2 separate regions of the Homo sapiens genome follow, and region 2 is linked to region 1. Evidence: chromatin loops called from intact Hi-C (ENCODE). Cell type or tissue: heart left ventricle. All regions are shown on one strand. Links, peaks and the distances in the headings refer to the core of each region. The heading gives the core; the rest is flanking DNA.

Region 1 (5,766 bases), core at 467-5,466:
AACCCACAACCTTCCAGCTTGGGCGTTAGTGCCATTATGAACATGTCACAGTGCTGCAGAGATTTTGTTTATGGGCAGTTTTGGGGCTGGTTTATAGCCAGATTTTGGGGGGCTTGCTCCCAGCAATTTACTTCCCAATGCTTGAAATCTTTCACAATAAAGCTTCGTTTAAAACTAAATTTCCATGGGATTGATTCATTTCATGCATTCAATGATATTTGCTGACTTCTAATACGTGATCAGAGAGATGTTTCACACTGGATATGGATCTCTGTAGAGTCCAGGAACAAAGGCAGCATAACGGCTTCTTTGGATGTGACTTTGTCCTTTCTCACGGGGATCAGCGCTCAGATCTCTTTTCAGTTGGCTTCTTTTTTCTTTCAAATAAAAAGGAGTACACAGTGAAGCCATCAAATCCAAGGATGACATAGCTCTTCGGGACAATGAACTGTCATACAGATCAAAGAAAACTACAAGAAACTTTCACGAAGCTGCGGAGGGAAAAGCAAACATCAGATGCAATTCAATGAGCTTGCAGTTAGGGGAGTGGATCTAGAGAAAATTGTCCAATGACACTTACAGGCTGATGAGCTCTGAGCCACAGTTACAACCTGGGAAAAGGATTCAAGAGGTATCACTGGCTATTTGCTATAGATTTCAGCTCCCAAAGCCATGAGCCCAGGTCAGAATGGGCCTGGAAACCTAAAAGAAGGCAGATTGCGGGCAGGCTGGAAGGATGCAAACTACCCTATGTCTTTACCCTATATGTTATCAATTGCAATTCAAAAACAGATTTGGGGGAAAGCCCTACCACATCAAATGTACACACTGATAATAATACACACCCTAATCTCATAAATACTAAATAGTGAAAAACATATCCCCTGAGAATTCACCATTTATTGGGAACTTAAACTTCATAGCATAATATCTATAACCTCATTTTATTCTAGTAGCAATCCTCTGTGGAAACCCACAGGTTTGGAAACCTGCCTCAGGTTACCTGACCATATTAAGTGGTAAAGTTGGATTTTAAATGGGAACTCAGTGTCCTCTAACTGGGATATGTATCAAATTCCAGAGGGTAATTAGGCAAAAATAATAATCAGGAAACCAATTTCCAGATCCTCAACTTGCATCGGCCTTCTTCCCTAAAATGGAGTTATCTGAGAATAAGACTGAATTAACACACTAAGGCTTTTTCCGTTTTACAAAAGAAAGGGGACCCAACGTGGGGAATGACTCCATGAATAATTCCATAGCTCACAGGGCCTCTGCATCCTTGTACTGGTGGTGAGAATAATAACAATTTTTGGCCGGGTGCGGTGGCTCACGCCTGTAATCCCAGCACTTTGGGAAGCCGAGGCGGGTGGATCACGAGGTCAGGAGATCGAGACCATCCTGGCTAACACGGTGAAACCCCGTCTCTACTAAAAATACAAAAAATTAGCCGGGTGTGGTGGTGGGCGCCTGTGGTCCCAGCTACTCGGGAGGCTGAGGCAGGAGAATGGCGTGAACCCAGGAGGCAGAGGTTGCAGTGAGCCGAGATCGTGCCACTGCACTCCAGCCTGGGCGACACAACAAGACTCCATCTCAAAATAAATAAATAAATAAATAAAATAACAATTTTCATTTAATGACTTTGTTCTTCATTCCCCCTGCTCTTGGGGGAGAATCCTACAAGAGCAAAAAAAAAAAGTATAAAATACGAAAAACGGCTTTTTCCATGTATGTAAATGTGATCAATAAAATACTCTGAAGCATAAGAAAATAATATGTCAGGATAAAAATCTGTGAAGGAAGTAGGAATAGTAATAAGAGTTCCAGGAGATAAAAAGAAAGATGTAAAATTCCTGAATGCCAATCAGCTTTTTCATAAATTTTAAAATGGATGATAGGGGCTACCAAATTGTCGATGTTACATTCCACTGGATCCATTTTAAAGTGTGAAGTCACAGTAGGTTTTAAATATCAATATTTACAATAAGCCAGAAACCACAGTTTTTGCAGCTACTTAACTTTTGAACTTCATTTTTTAAATGTGCTGGGGGTAGACAGTGGATAGCTTTACAAAATTCTGTTAGGGGTACATACATAAACAAGTAAGGCATGGGCCCTACCTGTCTGACGACACTCTCTCTGCTTTTTCCACTTCTCTAAGTTGGCCTCTAAACAGCACCTTCTCAGCACTTGGGTAATAATGACATCAAAAAGCAATGAAGGCCAGGTGCGGTGGCTCCTGTCTGTAATCCCAGCACTTTGGGAAGCTGAGGCAGGTGGATCATTTGAGGTCAGGAGTTCGAGACCAGCCTGGCCAACATGGTGAAACCATGTCTCTACTAAAATTACAAAAAAAATGAGCTGGGAGTGACGCTGCATGCCTGTAATCCCAGCTACTCAGGAAGCTGAGGCATGAGAATCACTTGAACCCCCGGGGAGGCGGAGGTTGCAGTGAGCCAAGATCGCACCACTGCACTCCAGCCTGGGTGACAGAGCAAGACTCTGTCTTAAAAAAAAAAAAAAAAAAAAAAAAGCAAAGAAGAAGTAAGCAACTCCCCCTCCTCCCATATCCTAGGAAGTACAGAGAAAACTATTCTATATGGGTTGAGCCCCTATTATGGGGCAGGTCCTATTTGGGGCATTGAATTCATCTGTCTTTATTGCTCTAATAGGGACACTATCACTCCCATTTTACTGATGAGGAAATGGAGGCTCAGAGGAACACATAAGCTGTTTATGGACTTACAGCTGCTACAGCTTACAGCTGGTAAGCACCAGAGCCAGGATTCAGCCCAGCTCTGGCTTAATCCAAAGCCAGTGCTTCTCCATGATATCATCCATGCTGCCTCCAGAAATCAGAGCAGAATTAGGGGCCACCTTGGTTTTATTTTCTTTCTCTGATAAAAGTGAAGTAGGGCACAAGACCCTGCCCAGTTCTTTTCCTACAGGCCTTTGAACATTCCCCAGCAAAGTGAGAAGGGAAAGCTCAGGGCTACCTCCAGTGCTAGCGCAGAGGGCGGGAGTATCAGCTGGCTGGCTGGAGCTGGCCAAGCCCCTCCTCTCCTCCTCCTGCTTCCCCCTCCATCCAGGCTCCACCGGGAACCTGTCCCAGACGCCTACCCCGCCTGAGCCAGAGGAAGGGAGGAAAACAATAGCAAAAACCAGGACCCTTCGGACTTGCCGCTGAATGGGGATTTTCGTCGGATGTTGAGTTTACCTGGAATGCCCCGGTGTTATTTTGGGAAGGCAGACATCCCACGGAAACAATGAAGTGGAAAAGAAAACAGCTAAAGCAAAATCTAGAGCCCAGTTTTTGCCAAACCAGCCCCACGTGGGCTGGGCAGGCTCTGGAAGCCCAAGTCAGGCCGATGAAGAGCGGCTGAGGCCGTGGGGATCTGGTTTACCAGGAGGGCACATGGAGGATGCAAGAAAAGGAAGAGCCGTATTCAAGTCCCCACTTCAGTGATGAGGCAGAAAGACCCTGCGCCTGACCACGTGGGAACAGCCTGCAGTGAGCGGTGACGCCGCCTGGCTTGAGCTAAGTGCTGGGCTCCACCATTCATTGGCTGAGTGACCTTAGGCAAGTCACTTAACCTCTCAGAGCTTCCTTATCCTCATGTAGAAGATGGAGGTGGGGCGCGGTGGCTCACGCCTGTAATCCCAACACTTTGGGAGGCCGAGGCGGGTGGATCACCTGAGGTCAGGGGTTCAAGACCAGCCTGGGCAACATGGCAAAACCCCATCTCTACAAAAAATACAAAAATTAGCCCGACGTGATGGTGCGTGCCTGCAGTCCCAGCTACTTGGCAGGGCGAGGTGGGAGGATCACTTCAGCCGGGGAGGCAGAGGCTGCAGTGAGGCATGATTGCACCACTGCATTCCAGCCTGGTCAATAGAGCGGGACCCTGTCTCAAAAAAAAAAAAAAAAAAAAAAAAAGGCAGTGGGAGTGGGAGTGATTTGCTTTAAAGGAACAGAGGAAAGATAAAATATATCTCTATATAATTATATACATTATATATAATATATTTACATATTTTATATATATAAATATATATATATATGTCCTTAGATATAGGTGTATATTTTCATATATAATTGATGAGAATTATAGATTATAGAGAGCAGTCATCTGGGAAAAAGTTTACAAACTGCTATCAGGCACTGGAGAGAATTTACTCAGGAGAAAAGGCCTAGGGAAGAAGGAAAGAGATAAAGTCCACTGAGCTAGCAGGGGCTGAAAAGGGAGAAGATCCTTCGAAGCTCCCTGTGCATGGTTTGACTTTGGTTTGCAGCACCAGCTCCTCCCATGCATAATATTACATAGTATTCTGGCTCTCTATGGCCCCTGCAAGACATAATTTATTTTTAGGGATTTATTGAGAATCTGTTGAATGCATTGCACCACGCCAGCATGGCAGGGAATCAGGAGCTAAGTCAAAAGGGTCCCCAAGAGCTGCTTCCTGGCTGTCACCAAGTCCTCAAGCCGCTGAGCTCACCTTTTCCTTTAGCGTCCGGGTCAACTGCCTGGTGCTCTCTTCCCACTTGCAGTCAGAATTTCAAGCCTTTTTTCATCCTCCTGTTCCAACCCCTGGGAATTCTGCAGAGCAACATGTCTCCCAATCTCATTTCTTGTTTAGACTGGGAGAATTGTGATAGACACCCTCATAGATGTGTCCCCTGCAGATGTCGTCTGCTTTCCATGCGGCCTCATCCCACACATGATGTGTCCCTCTCCCCATACTCCCTAAAGAAGCACTGACCCGAGACAGCTGACGGAACCAACATTTACCCTTTGGTAGGAGCAGGGGATGACCGATGACTGTGAAGTACAGGAGAGGGAACAGTTCACACCACTGCCCTGTGCTTCCTTGGCCAATCCTCCTCAGGGACCTCCTCTGCCAGCCATTCTAGTGCTCCCGGTTCCACCCACTGCCATGTTGTCCACAGACACTGTCTCCTCTTCTCCCCTCTTCCAGACTCTACCATCCCTCAAGAGGCAACATCATCATACCTCTTTCCTTTTGACCTTCCAAGGACCCTTGGAAGTTTCTGTTAGTCTTTTATATGGAGCAATTCAACCCGCCTTTGCTCCAACCCTCTCCCATCAAGGACTCTTCGGTGTAATTCTTTGAATCCTCACAGATACAGAGTGAATGGAAATCATTCCATTAAGCCACCACGCTGAAAGAAGCTCCTTTAGAGGACATAGGAAAGGCAGTGGAGAAAGGGCCCTACCGAGTACCAGGCACTGTGCTTGGCCCTTTGCACATACAGTCTCATTTCATTCTCCCAACAGTGCTTGAGACAAGCATTATTTTAATCGTCATTTTATAGGTTAGAAAGAGAGGCACAGAGAGGTTAAGCCATCTGCCTGAGTCAGCAAGTGAGGCCCAGGCTGTGCCTGGTGTGGAGGTTGGGAGAGAGTGGGCAGGAGAACATTGCTTTCCATTACCAAATGGGCCATCATTTCCCAGAACAGTTCTGACTGTGGTCAGCTGGTACAAGCAACAGTTTCCAGTCATTCCACACAGTACTGTCCCCAAAGGTACAGACGCCAGACAAGTGTAAAAGCCCAGGCATGACTGTGGGCTAAGGTTGGCACCTTGGCCAGCCTCAAATCCCCATGGGCACATTGATGTCATGGAAGGCAGGTTCTGCTCTTCAGTGGCTCCCAGCGACCTGGCTGATGACAACGTCTTGCCTTAGTGTGTTAGTGTCCTAGGATTGCCTTAATAAATTGCTACCAACTGAGTTGGCTTAAGACA
Region 2 (5,766 bases), core at 399-5,398, 340 kb after region 1:
GTCCCTCCCTGGACACATGGGGATTACAAACTGAGATGAGATTTGGGTGGGGACACAGAGCCAACCCATATTAGTCGCTAACTGCTTCTTTATGCTGATTCTCAACCTCCCCCTGAAACATTGTTGATCCAGGTCACTGAGATCTCAGGTTGAGGCGAGTCGCGAAGTCCTACATTTCCTCTGGGGAAACAGTGTGAGTGAGCGCCCATCCCATGGGTGTGAACCAGCCCAAATGAGGTGCTAGTAAACCAGGTGGAGTTGCCCCTTCCAGAACCATCTCCCGGTCTTCTCTGGCCTCCACTGTCCCCAAGCAAAGGGGAAGAACCACAGCTTTGTCCTGGTTAAAAGGACTCTGCAGTCACTGCTGGGTCTCTATTTAATCACAGTCCGTTACCACCCAGAATGGTTCCTGAGCCCTCCGCTCCACTCCACATACTGAGCAGAGTTTTGAAGTGTGATTAAATGGTTCATGCGGTGGCCAAAAGGAAGTAAAGGAGCAAATGGCAGGAATAACCCACGAGGATGGCAATCTGCTGACTGAGGGTCAAACATCCCACAACATTATGGTGAACGTGCAATCTCTATTTTTCAAGTCAGTCTGGATTTCAGATGTTCAGTGCCACTTGCCTGATACATTCATGGTATTCTTGTGAGCCGACCATGCCTCCATCTGGGAATCAGAACAGGTAGTGACAGCCTGTAGAACCACCCAGCTGAATGACAGGACAGGTCCCGGAGCTGCTGGAATTGTTGCTGAAGCATCTCCCCCACCGCAGATGATAATGCCATTGATGAAGTTCACTCCACTTTGGGAACCCCCTGAAGGAACTCGTGCCATTCATATTTGGTCATGTGCGTATTCAATGTCTTCCATCTGCTCACACTGTAGAGAGCAGTTTGCTGTATTTTTCTGCCCAATGGGCTGCTTTGGTTATAGATTATAAATAATTTATTTCCAGAATCTCAAGACTTTCCTTTTTCTTTAGGATTACATTTTGTATTTTTCATGTGGTTTGCCCTTCTGGGAGAATGTTCTCGGGTCTGAGTAACTTATTTTGGTTCCTCGAAACTGCTTTGGTTTGCACAGATGGTCTTCCTTTCAACCACTTTCCGTATTTTAATGATCTCTTATTCTTATGGAATTATTCCAAGTGACGTATTTGGTTTCAAGTTTTAGGCTGAAACACAGTTTTTTACTGCTAATTCCTGTCCATATGCGGTGTTTCATCTTTTGGGCTGACTGGGTGAAATCTGCAATTAGCTGTGGTCACTGGGGCACTGTTTCCCAAAGTAGGGTTTGTGCAACACCTGCATTCATAGTCAGCATGCTTCTCAAAAATGTAAATTTCTTGGACTAGTTGCAAACCCCCTGGTTTATAATTTTGGTGAGGGGCTGGGGAGTGGGGAGGGGGAAGGGAGGAGGCCCTGGAATCTGCATTTCTCACAAGTGTAGCAGGTGATGCATGTACACCATAGAATCTGAGAACCACAACCTAAGAGAAGGAGTGTAGTCTGCTGTGCTCCCAGACTATGTTTCTCCACACATTGCAACTCACAGGACCACGCTGTGAGAAGGACTCTGGCATTGGGTCTTTTCACCTGATCTTGTGGCCAGGTGTGGCTTGCTGCAACCGTCATTCCATGCAGAATCTTGCCATTCTGAAGGTGAACTGCACTATTATAGTTGGACTCCATGGAAATCAACCTGGCCACAGTGCCCAGGATGCGTCTGAGTGGGCAGAAAGGGGCACTTGGGAGGTCAGCATTCCCCAAATTTTCCACATAGAGGCAATATAAAAATGATGACATTTGCATTGGGAGTGCAATGTGCATTGGGAGTACCAAAGGAGGCTTCCTGGGGCTGCAAGATGCTAGTCCAGAGGCCCCAGCTTCCCCAAGCCTGATCTGGTTGTGTCCAGGGCCAAGGAGATAAAACCCTAGCATACCTGTATCCCATTTGTTGGAAGCCCTGTGTTAGATGTCTGTTGCTATAGTCCAGAACAGAAATAGAAGATGGCCTGTAGGAATAGTAGGGAGGGGATGAAGCAACAGATACTGAGGGTGGGGATTTTAGGACTTAACTAATCAGATGTGGGGAAACCAGAAGGGAAGGTATCAGAGGGCATTGGGGTCTGAGCCCAGCTGGGAGGTGGGGCCACTAACAGCAATAATGAGAGCCTGCCCTTGTTGCAGTGGAAGCTTTTATCTACTCTCACCTCTCTCTTCCGTGTCCTGGCCAAAGCCATATCCTTTCCCTGGTCATCTGTCCTGGGGGCTACTCCCAAAGGCCTGAGGCTGTAGAAGTGGGAAGACTGTGGCCCCCCAGGTGTCCAGGCAGATGACTGCTTTCGCTTCTCACAACCTGTGCTCCTACTAACAAGGGCTAGGGAGTATTTTCCCTATTTTATTTCTTAGTCGAGTAAGGCACATGCAAGCTATGTACCTCATTCCATGCATGACTTACTTGCCATGGGCTGGGGAGGGAGTTTATTGCCGGCCTTTTAAGTCCTAACTCAATGTTTTGTGTGTTTTTGCAGTCACCACCAAACAGCCACTTCAGCATATTGACAGAGAGCTTGTTTGCTCTTCATAGTAACCTCTGGCTGTGCTGTAGGCAGGTCAGGCTTCTAAATGGCAGTTTACTGAGGAGGACTCCTGGGCTGAGATTGTGTGGCGGCACCCAAGTCTTCCAGCCAGCAGGTGGCAGAACAGGGATCTCTGAATCCCTAATGCTGGAAAGTCTGGGGCTCCATTCTGATCCAGCAAATCACCATGTTTAGCCCACAGTGCAGCCCCCTCCTTAACCTTCTGCCCCAAACCCATTTGCCAGTTCTTGATGGCAACAATAGGAAAAGTAGGCTTCCAGGCAGGACTGATCCAAGAGACAGCTCTGATTTAAACCCAGGAGTGGGTTAGGTTTTGTAGCACCTGCAGCTCATACAATTTTGAAGTGCCTCTTTAAGAAAAAAAAAAAAAAAAAAGCAAACGTATGCTACTTTTGCAAACTTTACAGAAAACACAGGACCGTGCAGGTAAGGGGTCTTGACGCTTATGCTTTGTTAGCTTCTGGGTAAATCTGCTTCCACTTAAACACACTAAGGACAATTGAGGGCAGGCAGAGGCTTGGGTCACTGTTCCCTCTTGCTCACATTTTGCCTGGCACAGGTGCAAAATTACGGTACCATCGCATTTGAAAACAGCAGTTACCCCAAGCAGTTATCCCTCAAGGCCCTTTATAAATGTCAAGCTAATTATTAGATGATTAGATAATAGCTACAGTGTGTGCCGTCTGGGTGAGCTGTGGCTGCTGCTACCAAAACACCCTGAGAATGCCAAGTGACATGTTTGGAAAGGATTGGAAGGACTAAGAGTTCCAGGCCTGGACGGTGAAAACAAGCCTGGAGGTGGTCTCCAATGGGGAGATGCCTTAGAGGGAAAGGATGAGGAGGGCAGAGGCTGTGGCAGGTGCAAACATCTTCCCCAGAGAAAGGGCTCAGGTAGCAACAGCCACTTACTGAGCATTTGCTGGGTCAGGCTAAGCTCTTTACATGCATTTTTTCGTTTAACTCAAAACAACCTTTAAATGTGGGAAATTGTATTATTCCTAATTACCAGGTGAAAGTGGAGGCTGGACGGCACACACCACTAGTAAGCGGTGGAAAAGTATTTGAACTTAGAGCTTTCTAAGCCCATGTTTTTAACTCCTGAGCTGCTGGTGAGAGCCCTCTGGGCTAGGAACCCCTCTCTCTCCTGGTCTTTTTCTTTTTTCGAGATGGAGTTTTTGCTCTTTTCGCCCAGGCTGGAGTACAGTGGTGCAATCTCGGTTTATTGCAACCTCCGCCTCCCTGGTTCAAGTGATTGTCCTGCCTCAGCCTCCTGAGTAGCTGGGACTACAGGCGCCCACCACCACGCCTGGCTAACTTTTGTATTTTTAGTAGAGATGGGGTTTCACCCTGTTGGGCAGGATGGTCTTGATCTCCTGACCTTGTGATCTGCCTGCCTTGGCCTCCCAAAGTGCTGGGATTATAGGCATGAGCCACTGCGCCCAGCCTTCTCCTGGTCTTTTTCAGGAATGCATGGGAGGACTCATTCTGGGATCATAAATGACATCCCCCAAATTCTACCCCAGATCTGCCTACAGTCAAGCTTGAGGCCTTGTGGGCCTAGAACCAGGGCATCCTGGACTTCCGATGGGCAGGGCTGTATAGGAAGTTATGCCACCAACGAGGTGGTCCTGGACAGGGGCTGCATTAGGTCCATGATTTGCAAATGTGCTCTGTGGAAACTGAGGAAGTCCATGGAGCTTTTTTGGAAGCGGGGAAGAGCAGGACGGCATCTAATGAAAGGGCTCGGTAGGCAGGGTAAGGAAGCTCCAAGGACCCCCTGCCCCCAAATTCTACCAGAGCAGTCCCACCTTTATATGATGTCACGCTGGCCTTCCTGAAACACTCTTTTTTTTTTTTTTTTTTTTTTTTTTGGAAACGGAGTCTCACTCTGTCACCCAGGCTGGAGTGCAGTGCTGCGATCTTGGCTCACTGCAATCTCTGCCTCCCAGGTTCAAGTGATTCTCCTGCTTCAGCCTCCTGAGTAGCTGGGACTACAGGTGTATGCCACCAGGCCCGGCAAAATTTTGTATTTTTAGTAGGGATGGGGTTTCACCATGTTGGCCAGGCTAGTCTCAAACTCCAGACCTCAAGTGATCCACCTGCCTCAGCCTCCCAAAGTGCTGGGATTACAGGTGTGAGCCACCGCGCCCAGCCCCTGAAAAACTTTTTTTGAACAAAGGGATCTGCACCCCCAAAATGTATGCAGGCCAACCTAGGTCCTTCCAGCCCTGCCCCCACACTGGCTGGTTGGGAGCATTGTTCAAGGTTATGCCAGTAGAGCAGCCCCTCTCTTCCTCGTTAAGGCAGCCTGGTGAAGCTTTGAATCCCTCCTCAGAGCTATATTTTTAAATGCATGAAACAGAAGACATAGGATAACACCAATTACATTGAAATACAGTTATCACAATATTTTTATAGAAGCTAAAATTTTTGATATCACATCACAGATTCTTGTTAACACGACAAACAAGATCTAGTGACAGATCTCGCAACCCCCATAATTCTGAAGCAGTGATTAGCTTAAACAATAATTTCAGATATCGTAACAAATGCAGTGATATGAAATGTAACTTTGATTTCTACTGGCAAGTCGCAGATGCTGCTAAAATGTCTGAGGCCTGTTGACTACATTCAGAAGAGCAGGAGATACTCAATTTCAGTGGAAGGTTAGTGAAAATAAGGATATAAATTTTTTCCCCATTCAAGTTCACAGACCCTTCGAATTCTCTCCACAGCCCCACCGCCCCTGTTGTAAATCCATCAGCACAGTATGCTAGCCATTCGGGTCATTACTGCTAATTATAGCTGTTGTTAGTATTTGCTTCAGGCACAGCTGGCACCATGGCCTGGCTGGTCCCAGCTTCACTCATTCCCTGCTCTCAGTCCTAGTGACTAGCGAGGGAAACGTGTCTGCACAGCTTTTCTCCCTGGATGGAAGCCGAGTGCCTCTGGCCTGGAGCCTGTCCCTCAACCTGTCCCTCCACCAGGGAAAGCTGCAAAAGGGAGTCTGTGGCCTTTCCATCCTGGGTCTGTGGGAGTTCATCAGAGCAGAGGGTGGGCTCCTGACCCAGCCTGTCCTCATGGGAGTGCTGCAAGCTGACACCTAAGAGAGAACTGCCTGATTCCTAGGGTGACCTACCCTGTCAACAGAGGAGGGTGT

What was found. Hi-C counts contacts between places; a loop is a spot of excess contacts. Peaks named below come from ENCODE experiments on the same cell type or tissue, not always from the same donor. Only the 100,000 strongest peaks of a DNase experiment are listed, where the experiment ranks them.
Region 2: a loop joins it to region 1, with 4 times the contacts of the local background. A loop is called at or near these places in 12 of 110 quality-filtered maps.

The regions. Positions count from the first base shown.
Region 1 is chr2:30,343,536-30,349,301 of GRCh38, forward strand. LINC01936 (long intergenic non-protein coding RNA 1936) reads left to right here and starts at 3,111. Exons shown (of 2, transcript NR_122048.1): 1 at 3,111-3,580. In heart left ventricle, for the core only: no CTCF peak of the experiment used is centred there; DNase peaks (open chromatin) are centred at 3,066, 3,476 and 3,814; H3K4me3 peaks cover 2,749 bases; H3K27ac peaks cover 3,367 bases.
Region 2 is chr2:30,683,554-30,689,319 of GRCh38, forward strand. No RefSeq gene overlaps it. Among named protein-coding and RNA genes, the nearest start is that of CAPN13, 120 kb to the right of the region's middle. In heart left ventricle, for the core only: a CTCF peak has its summit at 2,666 (motif pointing right); no DNase peak of the experiment used is centred there; H3K27ac peaks cover 1,127 bases.